Regions from separate parts of the Homo sapiens genome. Here region 1 is linked to region 2. A link is an interaction called in ENCODE POLR2A ChIA-PET data of the cell type or tissue named here. Cell type or tissue: K562. All regions are shown on one strand. Links, peaks and the distances in the headings refer to the core of each region. The heading gives the core; the rest is flanking DNA.

Region 1 (11,923 bases), core at 5,332-9,331, 370 kb after region 2:
CCTCCCTAACCAATAGGTTGTCACATTATCCTGAGGCTAAGTGATTAAGAAATGTGAAGAATGGGCCGGGCGCAGTGGCTCACGCCTGTAATCCCAGCACTTTGGGAGGCTGAGGTGGGCGGATAATCTGAGGTCGGGAGATGGAGACCATCCTGGCTCTCGATCTCGGTGAAACCCCGTCTCTACTAAAAAATACAAAAAATTAACCGGGTCTGTTGACGGACGCCTGTAGTCTCAGCTACTCGGGAGACTGAGGCAGGATAATGGCGTGAACCCAGGAGGTGGAGCTTGCAGGGAGCCGAGATGGCGCCACTGCACTCCAGCCTGGGTGACAGAGCAAGACTCTGTCTCAAAAAAAAAAAAAGAAAAGAAATGTGAAGAATGTGTCCCCATTGCCAAGTAAGTTCACGTTGGCCCAGAATACTTGACCAGAAACTTATCACAAGCATAAGCACTCAAGTGATATTCACACAGATTAGATTATGGGAAATCCCTTCTGAAGTAAAATAAAATGTATTAGACACTAAGGGAAATTTCCAGAACAGCAACCCAAGTTCCTACTAACCCATGTGCAAATCAGCAATGAGTTTCTGAGTTATTTGCAGAGCGGTACTTTCAGAAGGGTCTTCACAAGAAAAACGAATCATCTCTGGAGCTTCTGATACTCCTTGGTCTTTCTGCAACATGGCATCCTTAATTATTCCCTCATCTGCTCCAGGACATCTCCCCTCCTCTCCATCTTATCCAGTCCTAGCCATCCCTCAAATTCTACCTCCTTTATGAAAATCTTTCAATCAAATATGCATGGAATGCCTGTGGTGTGCCCTGCCTGCCACTGAGACTCTGAGAATACAATGGCTGTGAGGAAAGGTAGAAGGTTCCAGTCCTCTCTCTCTCTTTTTTGAGATAAGGTCTCCCTCTTTCACCTGGGCTGGAGTGCAGCGGCATGATTATGACTCACTGTGGCTTTGAACTCCTGGGCTCAAGCAATCATCCCACATCTGGGCTCAAGCAATCCTCCTACCCAAGCCTCCCGAGTAGTAGCTGGAATTACAGGCATATGCCACCTTGTCCAGTTAATTTTTTTATGTAGAGATGGGATCTTACAATGTTGCCCAGGCTGGTCTTGAACTGGCCTCAAGCAATCTTCCCACCTCAACCTCCCAAAGCACTGGAATTACAGGCATGAGCCACCGTGCCCAGCAAGGCCTCTCTTTTTGTTTGTAGGTGGCCATCTTTTCCCTGTCTCATTACATTGTCATCCCTCTATGCATGCCTGTCTCCCAATTGTTCCTTCTCCCTGCTTTTTTTATTTTTTATTTATTTATTTTTTTTGAGACAGGGTCTTGCTCTGTCTCCCAGGCTGGGGTGCAGTGGCGTGAACATGGTTCACTGCAATCTCAACTTCCCAGGCTCAAGCAATCCTCCTGCCTCAGCCCTCTGAGTAGCTGGGATTACAGGCACATGCCACCACATCTCATTTTGTATGTGTGTGTGGAGACAGTGTCTTCCTATGTTGCCCAGTTTGGTCTTGAACTCCCGGGTTCAAGCGATCCTCCCAACTAGGCCCCCCCAAAGTGTTGGGAGTACAGGTGAGAGCCACCGTGCCCAGCCAGGCCTCTCTTTTTGTTTTGCAAATGGCTGTCTTTTCCTTGTGCCTTCACATCATCATCCCTCTCTGTATGTCTGTCTTCCAATTTCCCCTTTTTATAAGGACACAGTCATATTGGATTAGCATCCACCCTAATGACCTCGTTTTAACTCGATTACCTCTGTAAAGACCCTGTCTTCAAATCAGATCACATTCTGAAGTACTGGGGATTAGGACTTCGACATATGAATTTTGAGGAGAATACAATTCAACTCATAAGAGGAGACATAATAAACCTAGTTTTAGATTTGTTGATGTAAGGGATCTTGGCACCGCCATGGTGTGATATGCCCTGGAAGGTGAGAATATGTGTGAAGGGGGCTGCTTTGTAGGTCTTTTATATTCCCGTACTGTGGCATAGCTCTCCTTTTGTCATACAAACCTTGTCACTCTGATAAGTGGATACTTTGCCTCAGGGGAGTTTAATGAATCATCTACTTCTCTCTCTCGCTCTCTTTTTTTTTTTTTTTTTTTGAGACAGAGTCTTGCTCTATTGCCCAGGTTGGAGTGCCGTGGCTCGATCTCGGCTCACTGCAACCTCCACTTCCCAGGTTCAAGCAGTTCTCCCTGCCTCAGCCTCCCAAGTAGCCGGGATTACAGGTGTCTGCCACCATGCCTAGCTAATTTTTGTATTTTTTTTTAGTAGAGACGGTGTTTCACTATGTTTGCCAGGCTGGTCTTGAACTCCTGGCCTCAGGTGATCAGCCCGCCTTGGCCTCCCAAATTGCTGGGATTACAGGCATGAGCCACCACACCCAACCAGCTGAATCATCTACTTCTCATAGTAGTTTCATAATGTAAAGATAAGCACTCTCTCCCATTTTACCAAAGAATAAACAAAAAATGTAGATAATTTTAACTATTTGTCCAAGATTGCACAGGCGGAAAGAATTAGAATTAGGTCTCAAATACTGGTTTATAAACTCCAAATGTTACACTTCTTTATAAATCTTCATGGATGAAACAGTGATGGTAGGAAGAGAGGGTTGAATGATGAATGGAGGAATGGGTGGGTGGACAAGTGGGTGGATAGATGAAAAGGTGGATGGTTGGTTGGGTGGATGGATGGATGAATGGGTGGATGGGTGGATGGATGGATGGATGGATGGTTGGATGGATGGATGAGTAGATGGGTGGATGGGTGAATGGATGGATGGGTGGGTAGATGGATGGGTGGATGGGTGGATGGATAGATGGGTGGATGAATGGACAGGTGGATGAGTGGATGGGTAGATGGTTGGGTGAACGGGTGGATGGGTAGATGGGTGGGTAGATGAATGGATGGGTGGGTACATGGATGAATGGGTGGATGAATGGATGGATGGATGAGTGAACTGATGGCTAGATGGGTGGATGGATGGGAGGGTGAATAGATAAATGGGTGAATGGGTGGATGGATGGGTGGGTGGGTGGAGGATGTGTGGATGGATAGATAGATAATAACAAGAGCTTGCATTTGTTGAACACTTACTATTAGGCAACACTTACTACTACTAAGCTAAGCAGTGTATGTGCAACTGCTCATATAATCAACAAACAACTCTATGAAGGAGGTACTATTGTTAACTTTACCAGCCTAGTTAGAGAAACTGAGACTTGGAGCAGTAATTCTTCTAGGTTACAGGGTGAGGAAGTTGGTAGGGCCCAGATTACAACTCAGGTTTGTTGGAGAATTTTGATCCTCTCTGCTAATTAATGCAGTATTCTGAAAGTATAGATACCACTCCCAGACTCAAATCCTCTCTGGTTTCGTTTGAGCATGTAATTAGTTAGCAAGCATTTTTTTATGTTTGTTTGTTTGTTTTGAGACAGGGTCTCACTCTGTTGCCCAGATTGGAGTGCAGTGGCTGATCACAGCTCACTGCAGCCTCAACCTCCCAAATTCAGGTGATCCTCCCACCTCAGCCTCCTGGGTAGCTGGGACTACAGGTGCCTGCCACCACGCCCAGCTAATTTTTTGTACTTTTTGTAGAGACGGGGTTTCTCCATGTTGGCCAGGCTGGTTTTGAATTCCTGGGCTCAAGCTATCCTCCCACCTCGGCCTCTCAAAGTGCAGGGATTACAGGCATGATCCACTGTGCCTGGCCTGTTTGTTTTTAACTGTAGGTGGGTAAGACTAAACCAACTCCCAGAGGGAAGCCCCTTCCTTTCTTTGCCCCTCTGATTATCTGTCCTGCTGTCACTCTCTATACCGTCATGAAGCCATGAATGTGCTTTTCAAGAGCTTTAAAGCATTCCTGTTTTAAATATCTCATTTTTTAATCTGCCCCAGGCTTGTCATGCTGCTTTGCATGCTCAGTTTTCTTCAAATAAACTTTTTAATTGAAGCATACCAAATATATAAAATACAGAAACTATATGTGTCCTACAAGAATTTCCACTCTGTGAATGCATCAGTGTAGTTGCTACTTAGATAAAGAAACAGAGTATCACAAACACTGGAAGCCCTTCTGATGCCTGCTCCTAGTCATTGATCCCAAAGGTAACCCCCACCCTGACTTTTAACACCATCATTACTTGTGCCTGTTTTTGAGGTTTCTATAAGTAGAATCATACCTATGAACTCCTGTGTTTAACCTCTTTTGCTTAATATTATCTCTGTGAGATTTAGGTTGTTATGTATAGTGGTAGTTCATTTTCCTTGCTGTATAGTATTCCATTGTATGACTGTCACAGTTTATTCATCTAATAATAAATTAGACTTATTATTGCATTAATAATAAATGGTGATAAATTGCTTGCTTTTTTTTTTTTGGATCTCACTCTGTTGCCCAGGCTGGAGTGCAGTGGCGTGATCTCGGCTCACTGCAACCTCCACCTCCCAGGTTCAAGCAATTCTCCTGCTTTGGCCTCCCAAGTATCTGGGACTACAGGCGCACACCACCATGCCTGGCTAATTTTTGTAATTTTAGTAGAGATGGGGTTTCACAATGTTGGCCAGGCTGGTCTCAAACTCCTTACCTCAGGTGATGCACCTGCCTTAGCCTCCCAAGGTGCTGGAATTACAGGCATAAGCCACCATGCCTGGCCGATAAACTGCATCATTGACCATCCTTCCTATATCCATACCCTTTGTCATGTAACTCTTCAATGCCTTCCCACTGTGGGCACGGTGCAATTCCCTGCATGGGTTTGACCATGTGATTTGCTTTGGTTACAAGGATATTAGCAGAAGTTATGCCATCTTGAAAAAAATGCTCTGAAGATTTGTTTTGCTAGCTCTTGTCTCTCTGCTGTTGCCATGAGACAAAGAGGTGCAAGCTGGTCCTAGGAGCAGGATGAGAGATGTGTAAAGCAGTGCCTCCCCTGAACCCTCCAGAACCCAGCCTAGATGAGCCAGCCATAGAAGCATGAGCTAAAAAATATGCCATTGCTGTATGCCATGGGGATTTGTGTGGCCATAGTTAATTGACACTCCATTCTACAGTTGATGGACCTTGGTGTCATTCTCTGTTTTTGGTAATTACAGTAATGTTGATATGAACATTCTGGTACATATCTTTTGGTGCACACATCTACAGTTTTCCCCATTGCTCAAGAATGTAAAAATTAATAACATGTCCTTATGCAATTTCCTTTATTAATTTTATTATGAAATATATATCCAAAAAGTAAAAGTAACATCTATGTGTCTTTGTTTTCATCTAAGCCTCTGGAGAGATTTACAGTAATTGCAAACAATAATTTCTATGGCAAAAGTGGTTAAGACCTCACTCTTTAACGGTGTGTGCAGCTGCTTACTTTCCTGCAAATAGAAGGCCTTGGGAGGCCAGTGGGAACATGGCCTGGTGGGATCTAAGTTGTTTCTCTTTGCCTCTACAAGCTAAACCAAACCCACTTTGAACTTGTTCTCTCCCAGTTGGTGCCCTTGTCAGGGCCATACATCACCAGCATGCTTCCCCCAGATGACCACTTCAACTATACATCATCCAAGTGAGCTGGGGCTCTCTTAACGTATTGCTCTTATACATCAACAAAGTGAGCTGCGGCTCCAGGAATCTATTAGTGTAATACACCACTAGGGTAAGGCATACTGATAGAGCAAAGCTGGTCGATCTGTGAATTGTAGATATCTAGGAGTTCGGGTCAAGAGAGTAATGCAGATTTCAGGTTGGATTGATGTGGCTATGAATGGTATTTTATGATATAAAGTTTACCTCTGATTTAGAAAGTAATTTAACGTGGGTGACAGCTCAGGTTCGGGCTAAGAGAGGTCGACATGGTAGATATCTGTAACTCTTGGAAGATGTGTTTCAGGAATAAATTACTGTTCTTGATACTTTTATTTCATTTTGCGATATGTCACGGGGGGCACCAGAAAATTGGCCTGGGAGGAAAGTTTTGCACATAAAGCAAAACGGGCTCATTCTGCTGCCTGCCAGGTAAATAAATATGAGGGGAGTGTGGCCTTTGGAAGGCTCAGTTACCATCTGTTTCAGTTGGTCAAAGCTGCATTCTCAGGGTCTTGCTCTTGACCTAATGTTTATGTAACAAAGCAGCACAGCAGTTACAATGCATAAATTGTTATCAGTTTCTGCAAGACTCCAGAGATCAGAAGAATTGTAGCGTTTAGGCAGAGGAACAAGGGAATACAGAAAGTACAATGACCAGACCCCAATGGGTGGTTCAAATAAATTAGGCCCCACATCAGGGGCACATAGCTACATTTGTTGCTCAGGACAGAAGCAGCTCTGTTCTGTACCATAGGCATAACAACCATATGCATAACTGACAGCTTCTGATGAGACATGGAAAGAATTTTCTGGAGACTCTCAAGAGTTACCCACAACTTCATTAGCTATAAAAACAATGGTAGCAAACACTTACTAAATAATTATCCATTGATTCACTTAATGCTCACAACAGCCTTATGAGTTAGGACCTATTAGCTGTCTCTGAAAGTTCAGAAGAGTGAAGCACAGAAGAGTTGAGGGACTTGCCCTATGTCACACAGCTGCTACAGGTAAATGATGAAGATGGGATGAAGCCAGGTAATCTGGATCCAGACTTTCTGCTGTTAGCCACCAAGAGCAGAGCCCCAAACCTAGCTGCACATCAGTATCACCTGGGTAGCTTTTTTTTTTTTTTTTTTTTCTGAGACAGAGTCTTGCTTTGTCTCCCAGGCTGGAATGCAGTAGTCGCAATCTTGGCTCACAGCAACCTCCACTTCCCAGCTCAAGCAATCCTCCAGCTTCAGCCTCCTAAAGTGTTGGGATTACAGGCATGAGACACTGCTTCCAGCACTGGGTAGCTTTTTAAAAATACTAACACCTGACTAGGTGCAGTGGCTCACGCCTATAATCCCAGCGCTTTGGGAGGCTGAGGTGGGAGGATCACTTGAGGTCAGGAGTTCGAGACCAGCCTGGCCAACATGGTGAAACCCCATCTATACTAAAAGTACAAAAAATTAGCTGGGTGTGATGGCTGGTGCCTGTAACCCCAGCTACTAGGGAGGCTGAGGCATGAGAATCACTTGAACTTGGGAGATGGAGGTTGCAGTGAGCTGAGATCGCGCCACTGCACTCCAGCCTGGGGACAGAGTGAGACTCCGTCTCAAAAAAAAAAAAAACAACCCTGACTCTCAGAGATTTTGATTTATAATTGGTCTGGGGTAGGAATGACCTATACATAGGTTTTTGCAGCTTATTTTCTATTGTGCAGGCAAAATGAGAAATAACTCGATATCTGTCAATAAATGGTACTTATTTTTATTATAATATTTTAATGCAAATACACCTGAAAAGGGCAGAAGTCACTTTCCAATCAGCAAGTGCGAGGCAGTGCCACCTGGGTAGTGAGTCACTCATTGGCTCAATGGCAACACCCAGAGGCAAAGTAAACAACTGCAGATTACTATGCGTTGCCTAGCTTAGACATCAGATGCCAGCTGCCTCACAGGGCCTAATATAAGTCATGGGCCCCTTTTAAAAGTAGAAAGTGGGCTGGGCATGGTGGCTTATGCCCTGTAATTCCAGCACCTTGAGAGGACAAGGCAGGAGGATCATTTGATGTCAGGAGTTCGAGACCAGCCTGGCCAACATGGTGAAACCCTGTCTCTACTAAAAATACAAAAATTAGCTGGGCATGGTGGTGGGCGCCTGTAATCCCAGCTAGTTGGGAGGCTGAGGCAGGAGAACTGCTTAAAAGAAAAAAAAACCCTGGAGGCAGAGGTTGCCGTGAGTCAAGATTGCACAACTGCACTCAGCCTGGGCAACAGAGTGAGACTCCACCTCAAAAAAAAAAAAAAAAAAAAAAGTAGAAAGACTTTAAAAGTAAAAGTACTTTTAAATTTAACACCAATTTTTGGAAAGATTTTAGAAATTTCTGCTTATCTCAAAGGCAATGAGTATTTTGTTCCAGTGGAGATGCCTTACATAGTTCATATCAGTCGTGATAGAGCTTGTGTTCTGTCATTTCAGGCAGCTGAGACAGAACCACGTGCCATTTTTATAGGGGCTCCCTTCCCGTGGGTGTGCCCACTCGCCCCTGTGTGGGGAATCTTTTTTTTTTTTTTTTTTTTTTTTTTGAGACCGAGTCTCGCGCTGTTTCCCAAGCTGGAGTGCAGTGGCGCGATCTCGGCTCACTACAACCTCCGCCTCCCAGGTTCAAGCGATTCTCCTGTCTTGCCCTCCCGAGTAGCTGGGACTACAGGTGCGTGCCACCACACCCAGCTGATTTTTTAAATTTTTAGTAGAGATGGGGTTTCACCATGTTAGCCAGGATGGTCTCTATCTCCTGACCTCGTGATCCGCCCGCCTCGGCCTCCCAAAGTGCTGGGATTACAGGCGTGAGCCACCGTGCCTAGCCCCTGTGTGGGGAATCTCAATGCTGCCTCGTTCTAGTTCTCACTGCCTGACAACTCCAATCTACACTGCAGGCCAAATGGAAAATGGCACAAACCCAACTCATTCACACATCCATTTGGCATTTGCAACAAAAATCAGGAAACATGGTCATTCTTCAAGGGTTTTCTATGTAATGAGGACAGAATGCAGATACAAATTAACATCTTAATATTACAAATTCTTTGAACAGTATATTAATGTTTCTTATGCAATATAACCAGGTGAAATTACCTGAAACTGACCATTAAGCTTTTCGATGCTAATACAGAGTGTAGATCTTTCTGTGCAACATTTGATTTTAGCCCAAAGCTTTAAACCCTATTAACATCTAAATGCTGAATGAGGCTATAAAATATGCATATATAATTTTGGGAACTGAAACAGATAACCTTTTAAAATATAATTGATGACACCTGTAATCCCAGCACTTTGAGAAGCTGAGGTGGGCACATCACTTGAGCCCAGGAGTTCAAGACCAGCCTGAGCAACATAGCAACACTTCATCTCTACAAGAAATACAAAAAAATTAGCCAGGCATGGTGGCATGTGCCTGTAGTGCCAGCTACTTGGGAGGCTGAGGTGGGAGGATCAACTGAGCACGGGAGGGTAAAGCTCTAGTGAGCCATGATCATAACACTGTACTGTAGCCTGGGCTACTGAATGAGACCGTGTATCAAATATACAAATAATTGAAAAAATCTAAGATGCCCACAAAAATCTTAATTTCATAACTGTTCTGATATGCATTATATATAATAGTTACACTATATCCGATAGTGATAAGTGCTATGGAGAAAAAAAAGACTGCAAGGGATAGAAAGTGCTAGGGTAGCCTTGTGCGGTGGCTCACACCTGTAATCCCAGCACTTTGGGAGGCCAAGGCGGGTGGATCACCTGAGGTCAAGAGTTCAAGACCAGCTTGGCCCACATGATGAAACCCTGTCTCTACTAAAAATACAAAAATTAGCAGGGCGTGGTGGCAGGCCCCTGTAATCCCAGCTACTTGGGAGGCTGAGGCAGGAGAATCGCTTGAACCCGGGAGGTGGAGGTTGCAGTGAGCCGAGACCTCACCATTGCACTCCAGCCTGGGTGACACAGTGAGACTCCGTCTCAAAAAAAAAAAAAAAAAAAAGGAAGAAAGTGTGCTAGGGTCATATGAGTAGGGGTTGCTATTTTATTTAGGGTGGTCAAGGAAGACCTCACTGATAAGATGTAAGAGCAGAGACCTGCAAGAAATGATGAAGCTAGTCATGTGGATACCAGGGAAGAGCATTGGAGGCAGAGGAAACAGCAAATCCCAAGGCTTGAGACAGCATGGGGTCCTAGGCGCTCAAGCTGAGTACATGCAGGAGTGGCAGCAGATGAGAGTTCGATTAGTAAGGGGAGAGGACAGAGCACAGAGGGGCCTCATAGACATTTGTAAGGACTTTGGTTTTTCTGTTGTTGTTTGTTTTGTAGAGACAGGGCCTTGCTGATTTTGCCCAGGCTGGTTTCGAACTCCTGGGCTCAAGGGAACTGCCTGCCTCAGCCTCCCAAAGTGCTAGGATTATAGGCATGAGCCACTATGCCTGGCCAGGACTTTGGATTTGACTCCGAGTAGAGAACCACTGGAGGGTTGTAAGTAGAGGAATGACAGATCTGCCATTTTTTTTTTTTTTTTTTTTTTTTCAGAAGATTCACTCTTTCTGCTGTATGGGGAATAGACTGTTGGGGCTAAGACCAGAAGTCAGTAGATATACAAGAGGAGACAGTGGTGGTCATCAAGTGTTGTCCTCCCACAAACTCCAATAGACTATTCTCCAGTCACACAGGACCAAACTTACAGAGTTCATAAAAATGAACCTTTGGCAAGGATGTTATCCCAGCACTTGAAATAGTTCACATACATATCTGGGGGTCAGGAAGTCTTCCCTTGAGGCTCTGTTGAAGTCTAAGCTTATTAAACAACCACGAAATATTAGAAACCAGTACCAAGATCCAACTAGGGAGCAGTGTGGGATCCACAAAGTTTGGGACAATTGGCTGTGTTTTGTAAAGCAGGAACAAGTTATCCATATTGGTGTCAACGTGACCATGGATTAAAAGTCTTGAGTATGGTGGCTCACGCCTGTAATCCCAGCACTGTGGGAGGCCGAGGCGGGTGGATCCTTGAGACCAGGAGTTTGAGACCTGCCTGGCCAACATGGTGAAACCCCATCTCTACTAAAAATACAAAAATTAGCCGGGCGTGGTGGTGGGCACCTGTAATCCCAGCTACTTGGGAGGCTGAGGCAGGAGAATCCCTTGAACCTGAAAGGTGGAGGTTGCAGTGAGCTGATATTGCACCACTGCACTCCAGCCTGGGTGACAGAGTGAAACTCTGTCTCAAAAAAAAAAGTGTCTTCAGTATGATAAACCCACACAGGAAGAATTGATTAACTGTTGTTAATTAGATGACAAGAACAACAAAGTCGAGTGGGCTTTGTGGAGTGTGCTACCTGAGAGTCCATTTGGTCAGGGACCTAACTGGCCTGATGTGATCCCATAGTGAGGGAGGGAGCAGGGGAAATGACTGCCTAGTCCTCACTCTCCTGCCTCCCTCCAGACTCCCCCTGGGGCCAAATCCAACAAGAAGCCAGACAAGGCAAGGGAACCCCCTGGAATGGGCCATATGGTTCAGCCTCCCCAGCATACAGCCAAGTGGAAGAGGATTTAGTTTAGACCCAGAAAAGCAAGCAATTTCAAGGTCCTATTGGGAGTGTGGAGGAAATGCCCTTCCCAGTCTCTTCCCCCATTGGAGGGGGAATTCAAGAATTAGGATAGAGAGGCCAGGCATGGTGGCTCACGCCTGTAATCCCAGCACTTTGGGAGGCTGAGGCGGGCAGATCACTTGAGGTCAGGAGTTTGAGATTAGCCTGGCCAACATGGTGAAACCCTGTCTCTATTAAAAATATAAAAATTAGCCAGGCGTGGTGGCGGATGCCTGTAATCCCAGCTATTTGGGAGGCTGAGGCAGGAGAATTGCTTGAACCTGGGAGGCGGAGGTTGCAGTGAGCTGAGATCGTGCCACTGCACTCCAGCCTGAGCAACAAGAGTAAAATCTCCATCTCAAAAAAAAAAAAAAAAAAGAAAAAAGAAAAAAAAGAATTAGGATAGAGAGATTGGGCATAGTGCCTGCCTTCCAGTGTGAAATTAATGGAATAGGACTTTGTAAGGAACGCTAGGTGGGATAGGGGACAAATGTTTCATTCACGTAATAAAGTCAAAGTCATGTTAATAGAGGAGTTGATCTTGAATGAAGACTTGATGAGGCTTATTAATAGGATTGACTTTCCCTTTTCCTAAGTGATAATCAAAGAAAAACAAATGGAGGGGAGGGAATCTACCAAACTGCAACAAGGAGAAAAGGAATCACCCCACATCATTTCTTCCCTGCCCCTTTCCCCTC
Region 2 (11,923 bases), core at 1,117-5,116:
AGGCAGGTCTCATACTCCTGGGCCCAAGAGATCCTCCTGCCTTGGCCTCCCAAAGTGCTGGGATTACAAGCTTGAGCCAACATGCTCAGCCTGCTCCGCAATTTAATGAAAAAATCTTTACCCAGAGCAGGCAGTAGATTTCTAGGACATACGGTACCAGGAGCTGGGCTTGACTCCTGAGTAGCCAGCCAGCCCATGCTTTGCTTGGCTCACAAGTAGCCTTTGCTTTAGGGTTCAATTAAAGAGACCCCCTCTTACTGAATTCTGGTCTCCTGCCTTTGATCTTTTATAAAAACCTTAGGAATAAAGATTTTCATTGGGCCAGGCACACCTATAATCTTAGTTACTCCAGAGGCTGAGGCAGGAGGTTTGCTTAAGACCAGGAGTTTGAGACCAGCCTGGGCAATATAGCAAGATCCCATCTCTAAAATAGTTTTTTTGTTTTGTTTTGTTTTAATTTGCTGGGTGTGGTGGCACATGACTGTAGTCCCAGCTACTAGAGGCTGAGGAAGGAAGATCACTTGAGCCCAGGAGTTCAAGGCTGCAGTGAGGTATGATCACACTACTGCACTCCAGCCTGAGCAACAGAACAAGACCCTGTCTCTAAAAAGATTGGAAAAAAAAAAAAAAAGATTCAGGTTTCTGAGAGCTGCTCACTATCTCAGCAACTGTCCCAACCCTGCCCTAGCTCAGCGTTCCCCTGCCCCGCAGCAGCATCGCAGGACACCCCAGACAGAGGGGTAACGGTGGAGATTTTACTCACAAATGCTGAGCTTCCCCCAAGGCTATGCTGTCCAACACAGTTGCCACTAGCCGCATGTGGCTATTTTCATTAAAACTAAATAAAGTCAGTTCCTCAGTCACACTAGGCACAGTTCAAATGCTCCATAGCCACATGCAGCGAGTGGCTACTGTATTGGACAGCACAGATACAGAACACTTCCACCATCTCAGAAATGCTATGAGCGGCCAGGCGCAGTGGCTCACGCCTGTAATCCCACCACTTGGGAGGCCAAGGCGGGAGGATCCCTTGAGGTCAGGAGTTCGAGACTAGCTTGGACAATTTGGTGAAACCCCATCTCTACTAAAAATACAAAAATTAGCTGGGCGTGGCAGCACGCATCTGCAGTCCCAGCTACTCAGGAGGCTGAGGCAGGAGAATCGCTTAAACCCGGTAGGTGGAGGTTGCAGTGAGCTGAGATGGCTCCACTGCACTCCAGCCTGGATGAGAGAGCAAGACTCCGTCTCAAAAAAAAAAAAAAAATGTTATGAGGATGTGGCTAATGGCTGGTGTTGTTGATCAACAGATGCATCCAGAGTGCCTATTACATTGCACAGGTGGGTGCTGGGTGGCCCTCATGCGGTTCACTCTAGTAAATGAGCTCAACACCTGACTGCTCCCTGCCACTGCAAAGTATGGCTGATGACTCTCACCTAGCAGTTACTTTCCCAAACTAAATTACCCTTGTATGGAGCCCAAGGGGGCAGGGTGGTTTTTTATTTCGGTTTTTGGGTTGTTTGCTTTTTTCCCTTTTTTTTTTTTTTTTTTTTGAGACAGAGTTTCGCTCTTGTCACCAGGCTGGAGTGCAATGGTGCAATCTCGGCTCACCGCAACCTCCGCCTCCTGGGTTCAAGTGATTATCCTGCCTTAGCCTCCCGAGTAGCTGGGATTACAGGCATGCGCCACCATGCCTGGCTAATTTTGTATTTTTAGTAGAGATGGGGTTTCTCCATGTTGGTCAGACTGGTCTTGAACTCCCGACCTCAAGTGATCCACCCGCCTCGGCCTCCCAAAGTGCTGGGATTACAGGTGTGAGCCACTGCACCTGGCCTCCTGTTTTTTTGTTTTGTTTTGTTTTTTGTTTTTGAGACAAAGTCTCACTCTGTTGCCAGGCTGGAGTGCAGTGGCACGATCTCGGCTCCCTTGATCCTGGGCTCCACCTCCCAGGTTCAAGGGATTCTCCTGGCTCAGCCTCCCGAGTAGCTGGGACTACAGACATGCACCACCATGTCTGGCTAATTTTTGTATTTTTAGTAGAGATGGGGTTTCACTATGTTGGCCAGGCTGGTCTTGAACTCCTAACCTCATGATCCGCCCACCTTGGCTTCCAAAAGTATTGGGATTACAGGCATGAGCCACAGTGTCCGGCCTTCCCTTTTTAATTCAAAACACCTCAGCTACTAATAATTCTGCTTTACTTCCTCCTTTCTAGGAGGGCTCGGCTGGGCAGAGGAGCCACAAAACAGAAATTACTTGTCTAGAACTGATCCCTTCTGTGCTCTCACAACAGGACTTTAGATCCCAGGGCCTGAAGTTGGCCAGTGGGATCTTGATTCCTGATGTGGGAAAGTCAGCAACTACACCAGTTGTCTCCTCTCCACAGCTCTGTCTTCACCTGTACTGAGGGCTCCAAGGTTTCAGAACCTCATCCTCCTGCCTTCCACAGAGCCCCAGGCCAGTCCTGGCCTGCTCCCGACTCCCAACAAGAAGCATTATGGGTCACAATGGCAGCATCAGGGTGACACTCCCCTGCCACCCATCATGGGCAGAAGCTCCCAGCAATGGCAGCCCCGGTGGGCAGGGGAGGCTGCTGAGCAGTGTGAGGCTGGACCGGGGAGCAGGAGGCGCTGCAACCAACGGGCATATCTCACCACCCTGACCTCTCCCTGCAGGCACAGAGCAAGTTGGCCCTTAGGGGCTTCCATGTCCAATTCAGCAGCTACCTTTCAAGGTTGCTGTCAAGTCCTGGGATCCCTGTTGAGAGTGGAGTAAGGTTGTAGAACTTGTCTTCCATTAGAGCCTCAGAGACTGGGAGTGTTGTTCTGCGGCCAAGCCAGAACCACTGGAACCGGACAGAGGTCTGGCCATTTTCCCTGGGTCAGCCCCACTGTCTTCTGAGTTTACTGGGTTAACTGTCACATGGAGGCACCTCCTCCTTTATCACCTACTCTTGGCTGCGGGAGGTGACCTGGGTGGTGTCTGGTCATGCACTTTCTACCCTAAATTAAAAGCCATGGATAGGAGCAGGGACTTCTGAGACCTGTGCTGAGATAACTCCCTGCCTGAGGCATAGGCTGCAGGGCACAGGGACTAGCAAGGGCTTTCCAGCTTCCCCATGACTGCTCCCAGGCTGAGGAGTAGTCTTGGCAAAAAGCCAACACGATATGCAGGGATGGGAGCCTGAGAATGTGAATGAAGGCCGAGACCTCTGAATCCAATTCTGGATTTTTTTTTGCAGGGCCACGGCCTCATTCCCTCCCGGTTCCCTCTGAGGCAGCCAGGGAGGTCTGGGTCCCATGTGAGAGACGGGGGGCAGAGCTGAGTCATGGGCCTGCTGCGGTGGGGTTTGGAATGGAGAGATGCAAGTCCTGACCTGACAGGCTGGCCTTGGGTCAGGACAAAGGAAAACAGTCACACCTAAGGGCTCAGAACCACCTGTTGGAAGCTAACCTGTGGTGGACACACTGATGTGATGTGGCAGCACCTGGGCATCAACAACTCACTAGGTGCCCCCACGGCCACTAGTCTCTGGGCCAAGGAGCTCAGGGATTGAACTACAGACACAAGGAGGGCAGAGAACAGACATGGAAGGATCCCACCCTTGACCAGGGTGGTTGTAGATACTTAAGGGGCTGTGGGGTGTGGCACCAGTCCTGCTGGATTTCAACCTGAACATCTCCTAAGTAGCTGTGGGCCCCTGAAACAATTCAGTGATCAGTAACACATAGCAATCGTCAAACCCTTTGCTGCCTAACTCAGGCCAGGGGACTACACATCAACTCAGAGCCTTGGGCTCACGGGAGCCTCACACTACCCTGACCCAGAGATGCCATCACCCTGTGGGCCTGGAGGGCAGCGGGGCCAGCCTGGGCTACCCAGTTGAATACACCTTGGATTCAGCTCAGGGTCAGCTGAGAAATATCTCTGTGTAGGAAGTCTCTTGAAGGTAGTGTATTTTGAGGAGGATACGGAAGGAGAGAGTAGGGTGTTTTCTAAGGAGACGGAGAAGAAGACCTCACAGGATGGGGAAGCCTTGCTGGAGTTGGAGAGAATCAGGATGGGGTGGAGCTGAACCCAAGAATCAGCTTTACCCAGCTGGAGCCAAATGCAAAGGCAGTGGCACGGGGCTGTGCGCCCACCATCCCTCAAAAGCTCATTTAAGGAGCATGGCCCCCCTCAGGGCAGCCGGCTCACCTCGGCCCAGGGGGAGAGCAGCAGCCGGAGGTGGCTCGCTATTGCGCCGCCGCTCGACCAGGCAGCGCTGGAGCTCCTGCAGCTTCTTCTCCTCCTGCAGCATGGAGTGCTTCCGCTGCCGCCGAGCCTGCCTGCTGAGGTTCTCCTCCAGGCACAGCCGACGGGCTGCCTCTGTGATCTGCAGCTGCAGGGCCAGCTGGCGCTCCAGGCTGCTTAGGGGGTCCTGAGAGAGGGGGCAGGAGTGAGGCTAGAGAGAGGCAGGGAGATTGGGGGCCCAGAGGGTGGACAGCAGCCCTGACACAGTGCTCTAGGTCCCAGTCCTAAGCCCTGAGGACAGAAGAGAGGCAGACAGCAGCACCAATGGACGGACGTGGAGCAGAGGGTGAAGGAGTGGGAGGAGCCGAAAAGCAAACTTGTCAGCCTGAAAAGCTGGCATGGGCACCCACCCACCAGCCCACCTGCTGAACCGGGCAGGGTGGGAACCCAAGTGGGACACTTTCCCTCCTGACCCCAAAGGGTGGGGCAGGCTGGCCCATGGGAAACTGCTGCCATTGACGCCACAGGGGAAGGGCACCCAGGGCCTGACTGCCCCCACCTCCTCCTGAGAAAGGAGGACAGCCCTAGGGGCCAGAGTAACCTGTCTGAGCAGGCTATTGCCCGCTGGGTTGGTGGCTGGTGCTCTTAACTGATCTTCTGCCCAATGGGGTCAAACCCAGTGTCCTCCCTTGAGCTCCCAGCTCTCGGTTCCTTAGTGGCGCCCCTTCTCCACAGCCATTTGGGCTACATATTCATGGTGTCTCTCACCAACAGGCAGCCAAGCACCCTCACTGGGTGTGAAAGGGTGGAAGGGAACCTGCCAGGGTACTGAGCTGAGGTGTGGCGTCTCAGTGATCAGCTTTGGGGATCGAGGGGTACTGGCAGCTTCCTGAGGTTCCTCACCTCTCTGTGCAAGGCCCAGTCATCCAGTTTGTAAGCCGCTCCGATCCTGCGGCGAACCTTGGGGGCCTTTTCCCCTGGTTTGAGGGGATACTCCGCTGGCAAGGTGCCCGTCAGCTCCTGGGGAGGAAGCAGAGACCAGCCAGGTCCTCTCCACCTGCCCAGACTTGGCTCACTGGCCCCTGCACTGCATGTGCCTGCCTTCCATAGAAGCCCTGGTGGGACCACCCTCCACCCCACCTCATCCCATCCTCCACACTGTCTCTCCTGTCTTCAGACCCACTCTGCACTCCTCCCCTTTCCCTTCAGACCTCTTTCTGATCACTTCCTCCAGAGCTACACCGACCCGGGTTACAGCACTCATATGCACTTATGTCTGTGCAGTCCCTCTGCAGCCCCTGATGAACTTTGTTCTCTGTGCCTGGGCCCCTGCCTGGGTCTGACTCTTCTCCATCCAGCACAAGGTCAAACACTGCATCATGGGGACTCTGGGCCCCAGCCCCCAGCCTGATGTCCAGAATTCCCTCAAGAATGGGGCTCCCTCTCCCCAGCTCCCGCATCCCCACACGTGGCTCCACAGCTCCTGAGATGAACCCGATGCTTGTGTGTGCTGGCTGGGGCCTCACCGCTTCCCGAAGGCAGAGTCTCCTCAGCTCCTCCAGGCAGGCCTCCAGCCTCGCTTCCAGGGCCCTCTGCTGCTTGTGCACTGCATGGGTCAGCTCCTTCATTGGGGAGACCGGGCTGTCGGGGCCTGCAAGGGTTGGGGGGCACATGCTCAGGGAGGCTGAAGATGGAAGCCTCCTCCGTTACTTATTGACCACCCCTAGGGGAATGCACATGCACACACATGCACACACACACACACATCTCATGCCTGCCCACAAATTGCAGGCTGGCTGCTGTGGCCTGTGTCACAGCCACAAAACACCACGTCTCTTGGCTGCACAAATGTTACAACTCAGAAGGGAGGGTCGTCCCACCAGGTGACCTATGGTGGGGGAGTGCAGGGGAGGGAGTTCTGCCGGTGCAGTCCTCCCCCCACTCCTCCTCCCTTCTTCTTCCTCTTTTCCTTCTCCTTCTTCTTCCTGTCTCTCTCTCTCCCTCTCCCCACTACCCCTCTCTCTTGCACACACACATAAGCCTCTTCTTTCTTGTCCTCTGTCAAGACTAGGCCAGACTAGGCCCACAGGTCTGGCCAAACAGAGAGGCAAGACCTTCACATTGGCCAGATGATATATTTTTTTTGAGACGGAGTCTTGCCCTGTCGCCCAGGCTGGAGTGCAATGCCGCGATCTCGGCTCACTGCAACCTCCGCCTCCCAGGTTCAAACGATTCTTCTGCCTCAGCCTCCCACATAGCTGGGACTATGTGGTAGCCAGGATGGTCTCGATCTCCTGACCTTGTGATCCGCCCACCTTGGCCTCCCAAAGTGCTGGGATTACAGGCATGAGCCACTGTGCCTGCCTGAGATTTTTCAACTTCTCAGCTGGGGCTAAAGTTGAACATTGCAGATCCCTCTTCCAGATAGAACCAAAACTCCAAGCCAGTTTTCTCCAGGGAGGAAAACTCCACATGTCCCTGAGGCTCCAGCCCTTCCAGAACCTCCCCCTCCTCCCAGCAGAGGCCTCTCCCTCCCCTTCCTCTCAGCCCTTGGGAGTCTCAGCCCAGCCAGCCCTAGTGCCTGAGGGCTCAGGACTCAGGAGTCAGGGCCAGGGACCAGGGACCAGGGACTAGGGACTAGGGCAGGGGGATTTCCCTGAACACTCACCAGACTGCAGGATGATGCCACTGTCGGTGTCGCTGACCTCATCCTTACTCTCCATGGTGGATTTCTGGAAGGAGAGGGCACAGAGCAGGGAGGGGGGACACCGTGACCAGCCTGGGCCAGGTTGTGTAGGTAGCCTGGAGCTTCCCCAGCTTTAAAGAGAAAAGAGAACAATAACAAAAAAGCTAGATATGAACCATCTTGGTTACAAAAAGCTGAATAGATGCTTGAGAGCAGGGGAGTGGAAGGGAGGACTGTGCTTCAGGAACCATCTGGGGCAGGAGATTCTGGCACTGGGGGTGCTGACCTAGAGAAGGGGCTGTGGGCCTCACCAGCAAACCCTGTTCTCAGTGGGCTCTCAGGGGCCCAGCCTAACTCCCCTCTGGGCCAAAGTCCTCTAGGCCTAAGGGGGTCGACAGCTGTGGTAGCCACAAGAACCGCTCGACTGGGGAGAAGGGCAAGAAGGAAAAGAGCAGAGACAGGATAAAAAGGAAGGGGACAAAAAATGGGATGGGATAACAAAGAAAGGAGGAAGGAAGCCCAGCATGGTGGCTCACGCCTGTAATCCCAGCATTTCTGGAGACCAAGGCAGAAGGATAGCTTGAGCCCAGGAGTTCAAGACCAGCCTGGACAACTTAGACCCCATCTCTCCAAAATGAAACTTAGCTGGGCATAGTGGTGTGCACCTGTAGTCCCAGCTACTCAGGAGGCTGAGGCAGGAGGATTGCCTGAGCCTGGAGAAGTCAAGGCTGCAGTGAGCCATGTTCACGCCATTGCACTCCAGCCTGGACAACAGAGAGACCCCGTCTCCAAAAAAAAAAGAAAGGAGGAAGGGGAAGACATCTTTATGGGACACAGCTATCCTCAACCCAAGAACCCAGGAGGTGTGAGGCATGTCCTACGCCCCAGTGGCTGAGGACACTTCAAGAAGTGGGCAGGCACATGGCCAAGGCCCTGGTCTGGGGCCTCCGAAGTCCAGGACGCCCACTCTCTGAATTGGCGCCCTGGACTCTGAACTTCACATCATCTGCAGATATGTGCAGCCACTGTATGCCAGAGAGCTGTCCCAAAGCCCTCAAACAACTTTCAAGCCATCAATTACTCCTGGGAGACCACTGAAGGGGAATCAGCCTAGATCCCCTACACCCCACAGCCAGGGGAGACCCAGGGCTGTGTCTATCAGGGTTGCCAAGAGTTGACAGGAGAGGGGCAAGCAGTGACTAGAGCAGAAGCTGTGCAAGGACAGAAAGGAGATCACCTGCTCCTCTGCCTGCTTCGGGGTGGAGAACACTTGGGTGGTACAGGTGCCATCCCATTGTGTCGGCTCAGCTAGGGACCAGTCACCCAGATAACACCTGTGCCCACCCCCTCTCCCTCCTCACCAACCCACACCCCTGGTTGGGGTCCCAGCTGGCCAGGGCCTGGCAGCTGCTGGCTGCAGCAGGGGTGGGAGGGGTGGGCGGAGCCCATGCAGGTGGTTGGGTCTGGAAAGAGAGCTCAGCCACCTCCTCACTGAGTCAGCCCATTGAGCAAGAGTCCAAAAGTCCTTCCGAGTTTCTGTCTGGAGCCTATCCTGCCTCCTCAGAGCGCGGGGCCGCAGGGTGGGGGAGGTGAGCTCCACCCCTCCTCAGGCAGCCAACACGACAGAAAAGTCGGCCTTGGGAAAGCTGGTAACAAAGCAAGGCCAACAGGGAGAGGGGACTGCTGTCAGCCAGGTCCCTGGTGATACCTCTCCACCCATCAAGATGATAAGAGCAGGACGATCAAGAACTTTTATAGACCTACATAAACAACACAGCAACCACAGGCAGCAACAATCAAACACAAAGCCCTGAAAGCAACATGTACCTTGCACTTTGGAATTTCAATTATTCAAGGAAGTCTAGAGAATGCATGGGAGAATTATTTTTTTTAACTTTATGGGAGGCCTTTGCAAACATGCCAAAGTTCTGAAAGATTGGCCATATATTCTGGAACCCCACCCCGCAGGATACTTAGGATGACTATTAGCTCTGCACTGTCCATCTGTCCCAAACTCTATCCCTCGTAGAGATAAGAACAGGACAGAGGAGCAGGCAGCTCACCCCCACCCCTTCCCACCCACCCTAGCCATCCTCCCACCCTCCCCAGAAGCCAAGAGCAGGGTGCAGCCAGAGGTAGGAAGCAAGGTGGTCTCAGCTAGCATGCTGAGTGTGTCTGCTTTGCACAGAGGAGGAAGTAATGTGGGAGGGGAAGCCATTAATTAGTCACGCTTGCTAATTAATTATTAACCACTAAGTAGTTGCCTTGGAAAGTTGGGCCAACTCAGCCCCTGCTTCTCAGGGGCTCTGAGACTGTTGCAGAGGAGTGGGGACTTACAGGGACAGAGGGGTACCTTAGCACGCCTCCCGTCTCCGCCAGCTTCCCCTTCTCCCAGCTCAGCCCAGTCTCTGACTGCCAGCATCAAAGGGGAGGCACTGATCTTCCCAGTGGTCCCAGCCTGATGCTGGGTCCTCTCTGGGATGACTTGCTGCCCCAAGTAGAGCAAAGAGAACAGCGTCAGATGCCCAGAGCCCCTGGCTGTGGGCTCAAGGCTTGGTTCTGCTGCGGTCTGTACTACCTTGGGGAAGTCACCAGGCCTCCCGGGGCTTCCTTTCCTCCTGTGCACAATAAAGACTGCACAGTGTCTAAAGCCTTTCCAGGTCCCCGGTCTGAATCTCGACCTCTTGGTCAATGTCAGGCCAAGAAGGAAACCCGTACAGCCACATAGCGGACCCTCACATCTGCCTCTGCCGAGGCCGCCCTCCACAGCTGTAGGGAACCTGCCCCAGAGTCAACAGGTGAGAGCGAGGGCACCACCCCCACCCAGGAGGCTATGAGTCTTAAGTGTCTAAGGCATTGCTTTTAGATAAAGGCAGTTCAGGTAACATCCCCACCCCCTCCCTAACACAGGGATCCCTCCTGGGCCTCTTCAAGCTCCAGTACTGGGCCCTAAAAAGCAGCCCACCCGGCTGAACAATGTCCCCAGAAAAAGGCAGAGGAGACCAGAAGGGGCACAGAGGGAGGGAGGGAAACTCCAGAGCACCTTCCCTCAGGCCGGGCCATGGGGGATCCTCCTCTATCCCAAGTGTGTCCCCCAAAGCCAGGTCTCAGGCCTGCCTGTCCCAGCTCATCTCTGCTTGCTCTCCCTCTGGTGGAAACTAAGGCCTAGGCAACCACAAGAACAGGCTCCCGTCCAAGCCCACCAGCACCCCTCTGTCATCCCTACACACCAGACATAGGCTGGCGGGGGTGGGGGTCGGAGGGGGGTGATGGCCACTGCTTGGGCTCCTCCACTCCCAGGCCAGCCTGCTCTCAGCCCCAAAGACCCATTCCACCTCCCCCGCCCTCACCTGCTTCTGGGCTTTAGTCCAGGAGTTGAAAAACAGCCCCTGCTTCCAGTCAGGGGGCTCAGGGCCCTCACATGTCGCCTCAGGGTCTCCCAAGCCACAGGCCTGTGCTCTCTCTCCAGCTGACGGAGCTGCTGGCCGTCCGTCCGTCTCGGCTCACCTGCCTACCTTGCCGTCCCTCCCAGGCTGCCGGGCCAGGGGAACCAGGTTACTTGTTATGACTTGAGTCAGAGGGGAGGAGCAGGTGAGCAAGTCCTTCCCTGAACTAATCCCGTGCAACTGGTGCCAGCAGGCAGCTCCTGGGCCTCTGCACTTCCGGGGGGCAGGAGGGTAGCAGGGAAAAAGGGGCTCCCATGGAGGAATCCCCAAAGAAGACAACAACAAGAGTCATGTCTTCATGGCCTCAAGAGACCCTAGTACAACATTCTGAGCTGTGAGGTACCTGCGTGCCCTCCTGTCCTGACCCTGGCTCTCCCTGCCTTCCTTTGACCTCAGTTTCTCTTTCCAGAAATTGAGGCCTGTTAAGCACCCCGGAAGCAAGGTGAAATGTCCACTGTCCATGGAAAAAACAAGCAGGACATTTACAAACTGACAGGGATGGGTCACTGCTCTTCCCCACATATGGAAATGAAGACCAAGGCCTGGGTTTTATCTCTCCCGAGTGAGGATTTTAAAACCTCAGGCAAGGCAGCTGGAATTCCAATATGCAGAAGTTCTAGAATCCTAGAGAGAGAGGATCAGGCTGTTCTTTTTATCCCAGACATTGTCCCCCAAGGGTATCGAGGCCATCACTTCTCTGTTGATTATTTACATCCATCCCCCAGCAACGCATGTTCATGGGGCACTGACAGGCACTGACCTGAGCCCAAGTCCTGTTTCCTACTCCACAGGAGGTCCACTGTGACCCCAGACCCTAAGTCCACTCCCCAAATGCAAGGAGCCAGAGACCAAAATGGAACTTATTTCCTATAAAAAATAAGCCTCAAGATCTCCCATCCCACCGACCCCCAAGCAAATGGGAAACTGGAATCTAGCCTATTTCAAGGCGGAAGCAGAGCTAACGCTGACTGTTGCCTGGCCTGTCCCCAGCAGGCTGCACCCCTCAAGTCTTCATCTTACCACCTCCCTTTCCCCCCACTCTCTGATCTTCCCACCATTCCCCCGACCCAGATTCCAGTGCCTCAATACATGTCTGGATTGCTTCCCCTCCCCCAGCCCCTAAAAAGTCCTGTCCCCACTCCCTACCCCCAAGTGCAGGGATGACAGAGGAAGTTTGCTTTCACCAGGCATCTCCTGTGGAGCGGAACTCATGGGGCTGGAGTCCCCCAGCATCCCCCACTGCTCCGGTACACACACCCAGCACACCTTCACATTCCTGTACACACCCTTTTTCCAAACAATGCTAGCCCCAGAGTGCTCCAGGCTGACCACCTCATTTTCTGCCCAGGCTGAGGCTGAGGGGCCCTAAGAGGGGACAGTTCTTCCTCCCCCCGCCCCATTGGGAGCTTGTTCTCTGGGTCTCCCAAAGAGCCTGCAGCCCTGCCCTTCCCCAGTCCTCCGTGACACACCGTCCCTCCCCATAGAGGCTTGGCACTTTCTTACAAAGTCAAACAGAGAGGGGTTGACTCTGGGCATAAGCGGCCCTTCCTCCACCTTGCC

What was found. ChIA-PET counts read pairs that join two places held together with the same protein. Peaks named below come from ENCODE experiments on the same cell type or tissue, not always from the same donor. Only the 100,000 strongest peaks of a DNase experiment are listed, where the experiment ranks them.
Region 1: POLR2A ChIA-PET joins it to region 2 with 6 read pairs; 2 of 35 experiments call an interaction of 5 or more read pairs at or near these places.

What each region holds. Positions count from the first base shown.
Region 1 is chr1:200,531,362-200,543,284 of GRCh38, reverse strand. No RefSeq gene overlaps it. Among named protein-coding and RNA genes, the nearest start is that of KIF14, 83 kb to the left of the region's middle. RefSeq lists a silencer at 7,490-7,559. In K562, for the core only: a CTCF peak has its summit at 7,484; a DNase peak (open chromatin) is centred at 7,464.
Region 2 is chr1:200,893,432-200,905,354 of GRCh38, reverse strand. INAVA (innate immunity activator) reads right to left here and starts at 10,455. Exons shown (of 10, transcript NM_001142569.3): 1 at 10,268-10,455; 2 at 6,900-7,048; 3 at 5,758-5,882; 4 at 5,135-5,251; 5 at 4,196-4,418. The coding sequence starts at 6,954. RefSeq lists enhancers at 7,127-7,716, 7,717-8,304, 9,028-9,538, 9,539-10,050, 10,051-10,561. In K562, for the core only: no CTCF peak of the experiment used is centred there; a DNase peak (open chromatin) is centred at 3,024; H3K27me3 peaks cover 3,471 bases.